Regions from separate parts of the Homo sapiens genome. Here region 1 is linked to region 2. Evidence: chromatin contacts called from ENCODE Hi-C or POLR2A ChIA-PET data. All regions are on one chromosome and are shown on one strand. Each heading gives the region's core, a stretch centred on a gene start or an enhancer-like site at or near the end of the contact. The rest is flanking DNA. Distances are from core to core; before and after follow the strand shown.

What was found. Hi-C counts contacts between places; a loop is a spot of excess contacts on that map. ChIA-PET counts read pairs that join two places held with the same protein, here RNA polymerase II (POLR2A). Pooled maps may share reads with other maps.
Region 1: a loop to region 2 is called in a map of mammary epithelial cell, with 3 times the contacts of the local background. The contact joins the promoter of LINC01564 here to the enhancer-like site in region 2. A Hi-C loop is called at or near these places in 2 of 168 maps with a recorded cell type or tissue (Caco-2 and mammary epithelial cell) and 1 of 50 pooled maps. POLR2A ChIA-PET finds 5 or more read pairs at or near these places in 10 of 52 experiments (A549, AG04450, Caco-2 and 7 more).

What each region holds. Positions count from the first base shown.
Region 1 is chr6:53,622,959-53,629,814 of GRCh38, forward strand. LINC01564 (long intergenic non-protein coding RNA 1564) reads left to right here and starts at 5,422. Exons shown (of 3, transcript NR_125841.1): 1 at 5,422-5,488; 2 at 5,617-5,733.
Region 2 is chr6:53,590,435-53,597,297 of GRCh38, forward strand. No RefSeq gene overlaps it. Among named protein-coding and RNA genes, the nearest start is that of KILH, 21 kb to the left of the region's middle. Within about 2 kb of position 3,002, at least 2 of the 41 ENCODE cell types and tissues checked have a DNase peak (open chromatin) inside an H3K27ac peak, as active enhancers do.

The sequences.
Region 1 (6,856 bases), core at 4,172-6,671, 35 kb after region 2:
AGAATAAAAAAAAATGCAAATACACTTTATGCCACTTTCAATTATCATGCTGTTTATAATAATACTGGCACTGCTATTCTGAAACTATGGTATATATTACAGGATATGGCAAATAAGTACTTATATTGTTAAGAACTAAGTTGTAAGTATGAGAAAAAAATATAAAAGCGAAGAAGCGCAAACCCTATAATCCTAAACTTGAATTGAAAACATCAGTATGAGCTCATGATATGTTTTCTCTTAACAAAACAAAATAACAACTTATTTCCTAACTCTGCCTGCTAAAAAGGCCTAGAAACAGTGACCAGCTCAGCAGCAATGAGTTCCCATAACACCCAGACTGTAGTTTCTAATACAATTTTTCACTAAAAGGAATCCATATTCTTGGAAAGTCAGCTAATTTGAAGACTGGGGAGCAAAAAATTCAAGAAGGCCTTTATCTTGGTTCTTTTGTGCTGTTATAACAAAGTACCTGAGACTGGGCAATTTATAAAAATCACAACTTTATTTCTCACAATTCTGGAGGCTAAAAGTTCAAGAATAAGGCACCAGCAAGTTCAGTGTCTAGAAAGGACCCAGCGTTTGCTTCGAAGATGGCGCCTTTCTGCTGCATTCTCTGAAGAGGATGGATGCTGTGTCCTCACATTGCAGAAGTCAGAAGGGGAAAAAGGGCCTAAGCTAGTTCCCTGTAGCCTTTTTGCAAGGTACTAATCCATGTCTCGTGGCTGAATCACTTCCCCAAAAGTCTTAACTCCCAACATCACCACAATAGAGATTAAATTTCAACACATGAATTTTGTGAGAACACATTGAAACCACAGCAGTCTTGGAACACATTGTCACACCACAAAGCAAGAACATTTCATTGACCACTAAAGTCGTGTCAGAAAGGACTCAGAATCCAATTTGAATATCTGGCCAAACTTCAGTGGCCAAAAAAGAGACAATTTGAATCAGGGATTGAGACATGGCAGCTTTGTTTAAATCCATGCATTCATAAAAGAACTCTTGGTCACCTATAGAGGGTTCTGGGAAATGAGCTCATTATTTTGAGAACTGGTAAATACAAGGAAAGGATCAAATGTGAATCCTACCTTTCCTGTACTAACTGTACCACAGAGTAACCAAATAGTTGACAAAGGAAGTTTCTCTATTATGAAGTATTCTTGCTAATACATGATTAAGGAATGAGAATTCGAGTATTTGCACATTCGAATGAAATAGTGGATTTAGGCTAAATGTCTAACATCACACTAAGAGAAACAACTGGGCGCCTGCTAACAAAAGTCCTGTCACTATCACCAATGGTGTCTTCTTGCAAAAAATTCCAATTATAAGTGATCAAATTACCTATTAGGGAGTGAGGGCACAGGTAATGCAGAAGACAGCAAACATATGAACAATAGACACCACATGGATGCAATTAGCAAAATCCACAATTCTGGAAATTCTGCAGGGCAAACTGACCTAGTTTCTTCACCATATACATGGCAAGGAGGGACTAGGGGGAGGAAGTGGCAGATGCTCTTGGTGCCCACCCATATCCTCTGTGCCCTTCACTGTGCTCAGCCTTGCTCCCAACTGTCAGTAGCTGCCTTTTGGTGCCTAAGAGCTTTTTTTTTTTTTTCTCCTGAACTGCAGAACGCCAGAAGTGCCAAGCAATTAACAACCCCAGAAGCAACCCTTAACCAATGATTAAATAAAGTGGATGATTACATACCCAAGCTCCTTCAACTCCCAGGGACATAATTCTGAGGTGGGTGTATGTTTATCCCTTTTTCAAGAACTTCCCCGAAGGATTAAGCTTCAGTCACCCACTGGTAAATTGCTTAACAGCTCAACCTCTATGGGTTTGGGTTGCTTTTTCTTGTATCACATGCTGTCTCCTTTATGGTGTACACTGCACTTTCCAAATTGACTACCTATACTTGAATCCTGTCTTAGATGTATTTCTGGAGGAACTCAAACTAAGGCAGATGGGGAACTATAGATTAAATGAAACTTAAGAGATGTCAACCAACTGCAAAGTGTGGAGCTGAGCAAAAAACAAAACAAAACAAAACAAACAAAAAAACTGTTCAAAAAGTTTATGAGACAATCAGGGATATTTAAATACTGACTGAATATTTTATAACATTTAGAAATTATTGGGGTTTTTAGGTGGCATAATACTGATAGGCTTATCTCTAAACCCATGATCAAATATTGGATATTTATAGATGAAATGTTAGGATGTCTGGGATTTGCTTTCAAATTAATATGGAGTGGAGTTGTGATTGGTGATGAGTTGACAATTATTAAAACTGGGCACTAGTATGTGAGACTTTATGATACCATTCTGTCCACTTTTGTAGATGTTGGAAATTTTCCCTAATTAGATACAAAAATGAAAAAAGCTGAAAGCTCTATGGGGATTGTTAATAACTATGTTCTTAGTGCTTAACAGTGTTCAGTACATAGTCAACAAAGAAGCACTCAAAACACTATTCATTGAACAACTGTTTTGTCTTATGTTGGGGATACCAAGGCAAATATTGTTGACATTGACATTTTTAGCTGACATACTGGAAATCTTACCAAGAGTTTTATACAGACTAGAGGAAAAAAATCATTTTATCAATTAGTACAATGTCGGGTTCAAAAAATGTTATACTAGGTCTACTTCTAACTAAAGTATTTTTCAGCTTGTGATTCATCACCGTCTGTGTCTTGAAGGTATATTTGAGTTAACATATATTTTATTAGAATGTGCTGTTTTTTGCCAAAATGCTGGAATTTCTGGGATACTTTGATGATTCAGTTGGACAGAATATGACACTGAATATTTGAAAGCAGGACTTGGTTAGAAAATCTAAGATTGTGAGTGCCGAATTTACCTAGTAGATATATGTTTCTGAAATTTACAAGGTAACTGCTTTTGTTGGGACCAAAACCACACAGCCAATAAAACTAAAACTGTACTGGGAAAATCATTTAAATAAAAGAATAGTATATTAAGTTGGAGGGTAGGGTATATTTGAAGTCTTAGAGGCATGTAAACAGGAACTTGCAAGAAATTCCAGCAGAAATTTTCCACTTTAAAAAATATAGATAAAGCTGGGCACAGTAGGGCATGTCTGTAGTCCCAGCTACTTGGGAGGCTATGGCAGGAGGATCACTTGAGGCCAGGAGTTCAAGGCTGTAATACGCCTAGATTGTACCTGTGAATAGCCACTGCACTCCAGCCTGGGCAACATAGCAAGATTCCATCTCTAAAAAAATATAAATTTGATATAGATGTATCTATATATCTGTCTCTAAAAAATTCTGTCACTTCCATGAGTTCACATTATTGCTGAGATTTATTTTCTTGCAAGATTTTCTAATAACATGATAGTCCTTGTTTTCAAGCTGTCAGGTAGTAAAACAGTAATTTAATTTGGCAATAACATATGACATTCTAAGAAGACGCATTAGAAGGTTTTTAAGAAGTGTACTGAAATATTTTTGGAATGTCCTTCAAACAGGCAAAGTTTAAACTGGAAAGAGCAAAAAGTTAAATATTATATATTTATAAAAAGTCAAACTATTTTTTCCTTACCTGGTTAAAAAGGTGTTACCAAGGTCGCAAAATAGCTTTGTATATTAAAAATTTTTTTTATTGGATTAATTCCTAGTTGTAGTTTAGCTACTTATTTTTGTTTTTCATTTATCTTTTTCACCTCTATGTAGCTTATGTTATTAAGTTATGTTATTAAGTTTTTAAATAAAACCTAGGAGGCTTCTTAATTCTTTATGAAAAATTCTGTGAGAATAACTAGCTAAATTTTAAAACTACAACCAAATAAGATTGACATAATAATATGCATATACATTGCTCTTCTCACATTAACAATAATAGATTTGTATCTTCTAAGATATCTCTGAGAATAAAATTTCCAGCCATATCATCAGCTAAATTAACTCAAATTTACTATCTGGATTTGGCTGTTTCACTTGTAGGTTAAAAGTTAAAAGGTTTGCTATTTCTTGGAATCAAAGGTTATTTAATGAAAGAAGATTAATTTCAATAAATGATGCATTTAAAGTTTTTTCCAACAAAGAGTGTAAGAGATTTATCACAGGTTCTAAATAACAAATTTAATTTCCCTAACATGTTAAGGAGAATTTTGGTTCCCGCAGAGGACTGAGTGGACTAATCATTTATAATAAGACTGACTTTAAACTTCCTTTTAACTTGACAGTAGTTAATTCTAACTTTATTAAATTAGAATCCCCATTAATTCACCCATTTTTCTTTCACCAATTTTGTTTTACAATTAAGGTTTATCTGCAGAGTTCTGTTTTGACCATTATGCTGAAAGTGCTGAGTTCTGCTGTTTGCCTTCCTTCAGCCTTTCTGGCTGAATGGCTTCCTGAATCTTCTCAGAGGTTTCCCTCTGAGCCCATGATGGGGTTCTAAAAGCACATTCTGTTCATGTACTGGGATAGTGGGATGTGAGGGCAGAGAAGTTCTTCCTGAGCATGAGTCCTTCATCCTCTACCCACTGTTTTATAAACCTGTCTCAAATTCCATGCACTTTTGGACCCAGTTACTTGAACTCTCAGGAGCAGGTACTTTGTCACCTCCAGAGGGAAGGCCAGCATCCTCCTAGCGGGTACTGCTGTGTGCTTGCCCCTGAGCCAGGAGCTTTGCATTTGCTCTCTCATTTGATCCCCTCAACAACCCTAGTAGTGAGGAAATATCTATTTCATACATGAGGAAATTGAGGCCCAGAGAAGGCACTGGCTGCTTAGCTGTGTGCTGTCACCCTGTTGAAACCAACGCCTCCTGCCTACACTGCCACTGCCTGTATAAACTGGTGCCACCCACGGTTATATGGCAGAAAGCAGTGCTTCGAGAAAATGGACCAGCAACCGCCATGTGTTGAACAGGCTATGGGCAGGAGGAAATAAAGCAGTTATAGCACCTGGGGGTGGAAGTCAAGGCAGTAACCAAAATAAAGTGGGAGCACGGAAAAAAGCTGGGGAAATAAAAAGGTTCAAATTTCACATTTCCTCATGAAGTCCAGATCAAGTTGGAGCTTGTTTAATAGCAGAAATTAGGCAGCCAGACCTGTCTGTAGGGCAAAGAAATTTTTGTTGAAAAGCCCAGCAAGTATTTACTCCGCTGTAACAGAGTCTTTTTCTAACTCCAGGATCTTTTCTTTGTGTGCTCTGTAGAATGAAGTGTGCTTGTTTTGGTGGGGATACATTTACACAGTTCTCCATGTTTTGTTTCATCTTTCCTCTCCGTGTTGTTGCTCTCTTTTTCCTTTGCTCTATCCAAAGATATCAGCCAAAGAAGCCAAGAAAAATGTTATCTTTACTTTAGAATTAGGGATTTCAGATATGGGTAGATGGCTCTGTTAGGCAGAAGTGTCAGAGCTGGTTATAGGAAAACCAGGCGGCACATACATGATCCCAGACACCGAAGTAACCTCTGTCTCACTCCTCCACTTCCAGCAAGGTATTGTGCTCTGAGGGGCTGATGAGAGAAGGTAGATTATGGGTCTGCCAAGGCTTTTTACTGGTCTCTGTTTATCTTTTTCTGAGTGCCAATTCAGCATGATCTAGACCAGGATCATTTGTTTGCAGGGATGGAAAACAAACTGAAACTGGCTCAAGTGAATGCTCACTGGAAGGCTTACTGGAAAACTTACTGGAAGGATGTGAGGACATGTTCGGGAATCTATTTGCAGAAAACATATTCAGGTATACTGGGAGCTCTCCCTCTCTCACATTGTCTCCCTCACTGAAACCAGGATTGCTGTCTATTTCCTTGGGGCTGTTGCTGTCATGCTGTCTTACTAACTGTAGTGTTGTGTTAGCTACACGACTGCTCAAGTTTATTTTTTTGAAAAATTGTGTTCCATTTAGCCAGGATGATGCAAGTTGTTTCAAGAAAGGCTATAAAATGCTTGCAATAAAAGTCATGTTCATTCACATTCATTAGGAAAAAATGAAATAAATCTATGCTGCATAACTTTTTTCATGCCAAGTGCGGGAGTGGAGGTTGTCAAATCAAGACTGGATCATCAAGTACATAATGATAGGGTGCCAAAATTCCAAGGAGGTTGGGAGTCACTGTTGTTGAGGGTGGTCAAAGAATTTGTTTCCCCACAAGGCATGTGGCTTTGGGCCAGCACACCTCATAATTCGTTCTCTTCTATTTCCCACATCCGTCTTATAATGTCTCAATTTAACCAGGGGAATATGGAGCGTGAACTCTTTCTATTTACCCTTTTAACATCCAGGTAGATATTTCTGAGATACATGGCAATGTATCAGGGTTGAGTTTGCTGCTCTGGTTCTTATCCTTTTTTTTTGAGACAGGTTCTTGCTCTGTTGCCCAGGCTGGAATGCAGTGGTGCAATCTCAGCTCACTGCAGACTCTGCCTCTGCCTCTTAAGTTTAAGTGATCCTCGTGCCTCAGCCTCCTGAGTAGCTGAGATTACCGGCACCTGCCATTGTGCCCAGCTAATTTTTGTATTTTTAATAATGGTGAGGTTTCACCATGTTGCCCAGGCTGGTCTCGAACTCCTGGCCTCAAGTGATCCACTTGCTTTGGCCTCCCAAAGTGCCGGGATTACAGGTATGAGCCACCATGCCTAGCCTCTGGTTCTTATCCTTTTGAAAGTCTTAAAGTCTCCTCTTCATTCATGTATCAAATATTTGATGAAATATTTGACCAGATGTCAGAGTCTAGAACATCAGACCGAGATAGTAAACCAGTGGGTCGTAAATAGCTACATGAAGGGCATAGAATCTAAACAGATCCAGAGTGAGAGATTAAGGTCAAGGAACTGGAAGGCATATCTGGATTTATTTATTTTTT
Region 2 (6,863 bases), core at 1,752-4,251:
AGACGGGGTTTCATCATGTTGGCCAGGCTGGTCTCGAACTCCTGACCTCAGGTGATCCACCCGCCTCAGCCTCCCAAAGTGCTGGGATTACAGGCGTGAGCCACTGCGCCGACCTGCACTTTAATATTTTGAATGGTTAAGTGAATGACTGTAACCAGAAGTAATTGAGAAAGTTGTAAAAGAGAAGTGTCTGCTATTACGTATAGATTCACCTCTCTGCCCAATTTATTAAATCCTGGAGATGTTTATAGGCTATTTTAGCTACAGATTTCATTCTCTTTCAATATTTCCCCAAATTGGAAAACATTAAATAGTAAGACCAAACACTCCACAACAGAGGGAAGACAAGAAGAAACTGAACTGCTGCATCATTCAACTTCATCTTTGTGACATTTTCTTGCTGACAATCACAACAAAATTTAAAGCATTCATAATTCTGATTTTAAGTTCTATTTTGCATGGTGTTAAGAAGAGTAGATTTCCAATAATCCCTGCTACTTTTCAGGGTTTTCAAAATTGGGTAATAAATATCCCAACTGTACATTTGTTAAGTAGTAAAATTATGTATGAGCTATATGAAGAAATGGCTGTAACTTGCTGTAGTGGTACCAACCAACAACTGGCTTTGTAAAAATTCTTCATATTGAAATATATTTACAAGCCAGATTTTTAAATTGATACATAATGCCTGTACATATTTATGGGGTACATGTGAAATTTTGTTACATGCATAGAATTGCAATGATCAAGTCAGGTATTTAGGGTATCCATCACCTTGAGTATTGATATGGTTTGGCTGTATCCCCATCCAAATCTCATCTTGATTTGTAGTTCCCATAATCCCTAAGTGTTGTGGGAGGGACCAGGTGGAGATAATTGAATCACAGGTGCAGTTTCTCCCATCCTGTTCTTGTGATAGTAAGTTCGTTCTCATGAGATCTGATGGCTTTTTAAGGGGCTTCTCCCTTCGCTGGGCACTCATTCTTCTTTTTCTGCCGCCATGTGAGAAAGGACATGTTTGCTTCTACTTCTGCCATGATTGGAAGTTTCCTGAGGCCTCCCCAGGCATGCTGAACTGTGAATCAATTAAACCTCTTTCCTTTATAAAATTACCCAGTCTTGGGTTTGTCTTTATTATCAGCATGAGAACAGACTAATATAGTATTAATAATTTCTGTGTGTTGGGAACACTTCAAGTCCTCTTTTCTAGCTTTTTTGAAATATATAATACATTGCTGTTAACTATGGTCACCCTACTCTGCTATCAGACATTAGAGTATTCCTTCTATTTATCTGTATGTTTGTACCCATTAACCAACTTCTCTTCATTCCCCCACCACACACACATACTCTTCCCCTACAAGTCAGATTGTGACTATAGAGTCTTTCTAGTCATTCTGATTTTTTGAGTGGTGAAGTGGAAGGCACTTTGGACTTAGAATAATGGGCTTGTGTTTAAGTTTAATATCTTTACTATGCAATGCACTGATACATGTGATCTTGTTTGGTGAATGAAAAAGTAACATGACAATATCAAGTGTTACCATTATTACTAAGTCTTTAAAAATGGCTGGGTATATTACCTCAGAAGTTAACAAGTATTGAAAATAACATCATCTTCTGAGTCAGACAAATGTGAATAGCATTTCTGACTCTACTCTGTACTGTAATTACTTGTCTCCTCTCAGCCTTAGTCTCTGTTCTGTAAAGTGCAGAGAAAAAATTCTTACCTAATAATGAATACCCTCTAGTGTAGTGAGGATTATATAAGATAAAGTATTCACTGGATCTGTCAAATAGTAGATGCTCAATAAATGTTAGTTTTCCTCTTAGTTTCTGCATTTATAAAATTGTGATTACATTTTACTATTTTGGTTAGTTTTTTTAAAATTTTTATTTATTTATTTATTATTATTATTTTTTTGAGATGGCATCTAGCTATGTTGCCTAGGCTGGTCTCAAGCTTGGGGGCTCAAGCAATCCTCCCACCTCAGCCTTCCAAATAGCTGGGATTACATGTGCCTACCCCCCTGCCCACCACCAAGCCCGGCAATTTTTTTAAAATTTCTTCTATTTTTTTGAGACAGGGTCTCACTTTGTTGCCCAGGCTGGAGTGCAGTGGTGCGATCACTGCTCACTGCTCACTGCAGCCTCAACCTACTGGGCTCAAGAGATCCTCCCATCTCAGCCTCCCAAGTAGCTGGGACTATAGGTGTGTACCACCGCACGTGCCCAGGCAGGTCTCGACCTCCTGGGCTTAAATGATCCTCCTGCCTTGGCCTCCCAAAGTCTTGGGATTATAGGTGTAAGCTACCATGCCTGGCCATTTTTTTTTATTAGACTTTAAAAATTACTTCAAGAAAATAATATTTTAAACTTAAAACGGTTGAAAAATTGGAATTATGATGAAGTACCTCACTGACCATCGCTATAAGCAAGAAGTATAGTTGAAAGAATATTTTACGTGGAATCAGAAAAACCTTGATTCTAGTTCTGGTCTCAACTATTATTATCTCTATCACTTTGGACAATATGTGGCAACTTACACAATATTGGGTGAGGAAACAGACTAGTCCCAATTCCTAAGCAACTTTTGGCATGAGGGTGGGAAGTAAGAAGGGGAAAAGAATGTTTAGTAACACGGTCAAATGAGAATTTATTTCCAGCTTTCATTTCAAGTGGGAAGTGACTCCTAACAACTAAAATAGGTTTAAAACCACACACATGCTTAGTCACCACAGCATGCAAGATGATAATTTTCAAAAAGGACACCATGACTCCAACTCCCACAGATTCAGTGGCAGAGATCAGCAATTTACATCCATGACTAGGATTTTGCAGCCAATAATGGGCAAAGCCTTTCATCCTAATCAGCTGATTAAAAACTTAGTCTTAAAGGAATGCATGTGAACAAGCTAATAAGCAAAGCAAACATTCTGAAATCACTCCTAAGGATCTCGAAGCAAGAAGCAGACATCTAAATGATTGAGTGGAGTGTACATGTCATGAGTCATGTAGAGAACCAAATTGGAACCTAGCTAGTTCCTTCACCCCACTAAGAACTTTATGGAGGAGAAGTCAGAGATGGTATAAAAACATAGTCCATGTCCTTTAGAATCTTGTGTACATATTCATTTACTGCATAAATCTCACAAGGTGTCATTCAGTCATTCCAATCAGTTGTTTTATTTCCTTAAAAATCTGGAGTTTAGGTGTTGTTTTAGATTTTTGAACATTAGAATTAAGATTGTAGCCTGGTAAAGAAAACACAACACCTGGTAAAGAAAAACCAGGGCTTTTGCTAACTCATATGGCATCTTTGAATACATGAGAGAAGTGAGCCACTTCCTTCAGGTAGATGCAGCCTGCACCAGGGGCATGGCATGGAGAACAGAGCACAGAATGAATTCCAGCTCTGCTCATCACCTTGACTGCATGCCCTGGGGGGTGGACACTGACTGTGTATTACTTCAATTATTTTGACCTCACTTCTTATTCCAGCCACAGCTGCAGTGATCAGCTCTATGTTGATGTCAATCAGCCTCACACAGGTGCCCCTGAATAGTAGCTCACCTACCGCTCTAGGTCTCTCACTTTTTGTTTTGGTACTTTTGTGATCCCTCCATGGTCTAATCCATGGAAACCTTCTTGGCATCCACACATGTGCAAGATTAAAATGCAGGATGTGCAGGGAGAGAAGGATGCAGGAGGGTGGAGTTAATAATGCTCTATGAGGGAACCCTTGACCAATGGGAGAGAAAGAGACCAGTAGATAAATGATAAATGCTCTGTCCCCTCCACTCCCCACCCCTGTGAGCGTTCTAAGACACATTTCCTAAGGGTGTTCAAAGGGTCCCAAACTGATTGTTTGAAGCTCTGCCTTGGAGGTACTCACCATAAGACAGACTCATACAACTATATGCAGTAGTGCCAACAATGATCCCTGACCCTGCCTGCTTCAGATTCCACCTTAAACAGACTCATTTGTCTCTGGGTGCTTTACATGTTACATAACTGCTTGACATTTCTGAGCTCCAGTGCCCTCTCTATAAAATGTATTTAAGTGTAAAGCACTAAGTAAATTTAAATCATTATTTCTCCTTTCAAATCTCACGTTCACTACCATATAAACAAATACTACCATATAAACAAATATAAAAAATGCCTTTGTAAAAGAAATAATTTATAAAGATCTCTAGACTCATGACAACAGGTAACGAGTGTTTTAGACTGAGCTGCTGATTCTAGAAAGAGCTCATTTCTAATTTATCTTTATCTAGGCAGTAAGGTTGTTAGGCTCACTGTGCTTTATCACTGCCCCACTTTTCCAGAAGTTTATGCCAAATCTGACCCCTTGATCTGCGTGGTTTTGCCTGCTTGCCTATGTCTGGTTTTAAGCACCATTCATTCTGTATGGTTCTTTAACATTTTTAGAGCTTGAGGTGCTAATCAGGTGCAAGCAGCTTTGATGTGCTTCCTTTCCTCTAACCAGCCCCCAGCTGGGGTCTCTTCTCTGTCAATACTTCTGCAGGTACTACTCTGTGACATCAAAAATAATCTATAATTAATTTATTACTCTATTGGACTTTTAACTTATTTTCAGTCTCAAAGATAGCCTTCCATTAACAGATGAAATAAAACATTGAATAAAGAACTCTTTTCTTTCTAAAGCATTATTACTTCATTTTATTTCATTATATTAAAATGCATTATGGTACAATCAGATTATTGTCATTCATTACAATTTCTTCACATATTCATTGGATGCTAAATATTTCCATTCCTGGAGTCAAGTCAGTGTCACAGAAAACTGTATCTAGCTACTTTTCATAGCACACGATTATCATATCCTTGATTTCACTGTCACATTTTTGGTACTGTGAAGTGGACAGTGGGCATTTAGGGACATGGGCTTAGGCCCAATTCTGCCATTGGCTGTGTGACCTTGGATGGCTACTTAATTTCTCTGGCCTCCAGCTTCCACTTTTATAAAATGTGACTGTAGAACTAGATACACCACATTCTCTAAAATTCTATACGTATCTCCTCTCTGCATTTGATCCTCTGCGACCTGGGTCAACTCAGCACACACTAGGGTCAAGGTATCAGTATTAGTCTGTCCTCCTTTCTTACTTTCTCTTTCTCAATTGTCCTTTGCATTTTTTAAAAACTCACACCAATAATTCACTTTGAATCTTACTATGGCGTTTTGTCCTGGGCCATAAAAACCTCTAGGTTACCAACAATGGGACACTTTGAAAAGTTGATGTTGGAGGAGTTTCCTTTAGAAAAGGCATTATAAGCATGGCGCATGTCTGTTAATGGAGTACCATTAAACATAGGGTCTTTCAGCCCATATTCAAATTTTCTGATTTCCTACAGAGCATTGGAGCAGTAGGTATGAGATAATTTTCATTTAATGACCTTCCTTCTTTGTCCATTTTTACTGTGAAAGAATGACTTTTTCCTAACGGAGCATCCAGTGAGAGCAGAGCAGATGCTGGAGGAGGGGTTGAGGGAGGCAGCTCCTTGTCTTCCCCTGGGGAGAAGCTGGTGTCTGTTAGTCATAGGATTAGAATACAGAGATGGTCGGCTTGAGGACATGTATTAAAAAGTCAGGTCAAAATGATAAATGAAGTCGGATTTTTTTTCTTACAAAATGTCTGATTTGGTGAGTTGACCTGACAACCACTGGTTCTCTGTATTAGTTTGCTAGGGCTGCTGTAACAAAGTCCCACAGACTGGGTGGCAAACAACAGAAACTTATTTCTCACAGTCTGAAGGCTGGAAATCCAAGCTCAAGGTGTCAGCAGGTTTAGTTTCTTCTGAGGCCCCTCTCCTTGGCTTGCAGATGGCCGCCTCTTTGCTGTGTCCTCACTCATACAGCCCTTTCTCTAGGTGCGTGTATCCTAGTGTCTTTGTGTTTTCTCTTCTTATAAGGACTCTAGTCAGACTGGATTAGGGACCTGCCCTAATGGCCTTGTTTTAACTTAATCACCTCTTTAAAGGCCCTGTCTCCAAATGCAGTCACATTCTGAGGTATGGGGTGTTGGGTGTTCAACATGAATTTTGGGAAATTACAATTTTATTTTTTATTTTTCTTTCAGCCTAGAGAATTTCTTTAGCATTTCTTATAGTGCAGTTCTGCTGACAACAAATTCTTTCATCTTTCATTTGTTTGAAAATGTCTTTATTTTGTTCTCCTTTTGCAAGGGTAATTTTTTTCAATGTACAATTTTGGGTTGATAGGTTATTTTTCTTTCTTGTGGCACTTTATTTATTTATTTATTTATTTATTTATTTATGACAGAGTCTCACTCTGTCACCCAGGCTGGAGTGCAATGGCATGGTCTCAGCTCACTGCAACCTCTGCCTCCTGGGTTCAAGTGATTCCCCTGCCTCAGCCTCCTGAGTAGCTGGTACTACAGGCGCATGCCACGACACCCGGCTAATTTTTGTATTTTTAGTAGAGACGGAGTTTCACTGTGTTGGCCAGGCTGGTCTTGAACTCCTGACCTCGTGATCTGCCCACCTCTCCTCCCAAAATGCTGGGATTACAGGTGTGAGCCACCATGGCTGGCCTCTTGTGGCACTTTAAAGTTTCATTTTCTGACTGCTTTTCACCATTGTTTTCACTGAGAAGTCAGTCTGAGTATGTATTATAGTTCCCCTGAATGTAATGCATCTTTTCCTTTGGCTTCTCTTAAGATTTTTCTCTTCAACTGTGTAAGGTCTTTCTTGTATTGCTATAAAGAAATACCTGAGACTGGGTAATTTATAAAGAAAAGAGGTTTAATTGGCTCAAAGTTCTGCAGGCTTTAAAGGAAGCATGGTGTTGGTATCTGCTTGGCTTCTGGAGATGC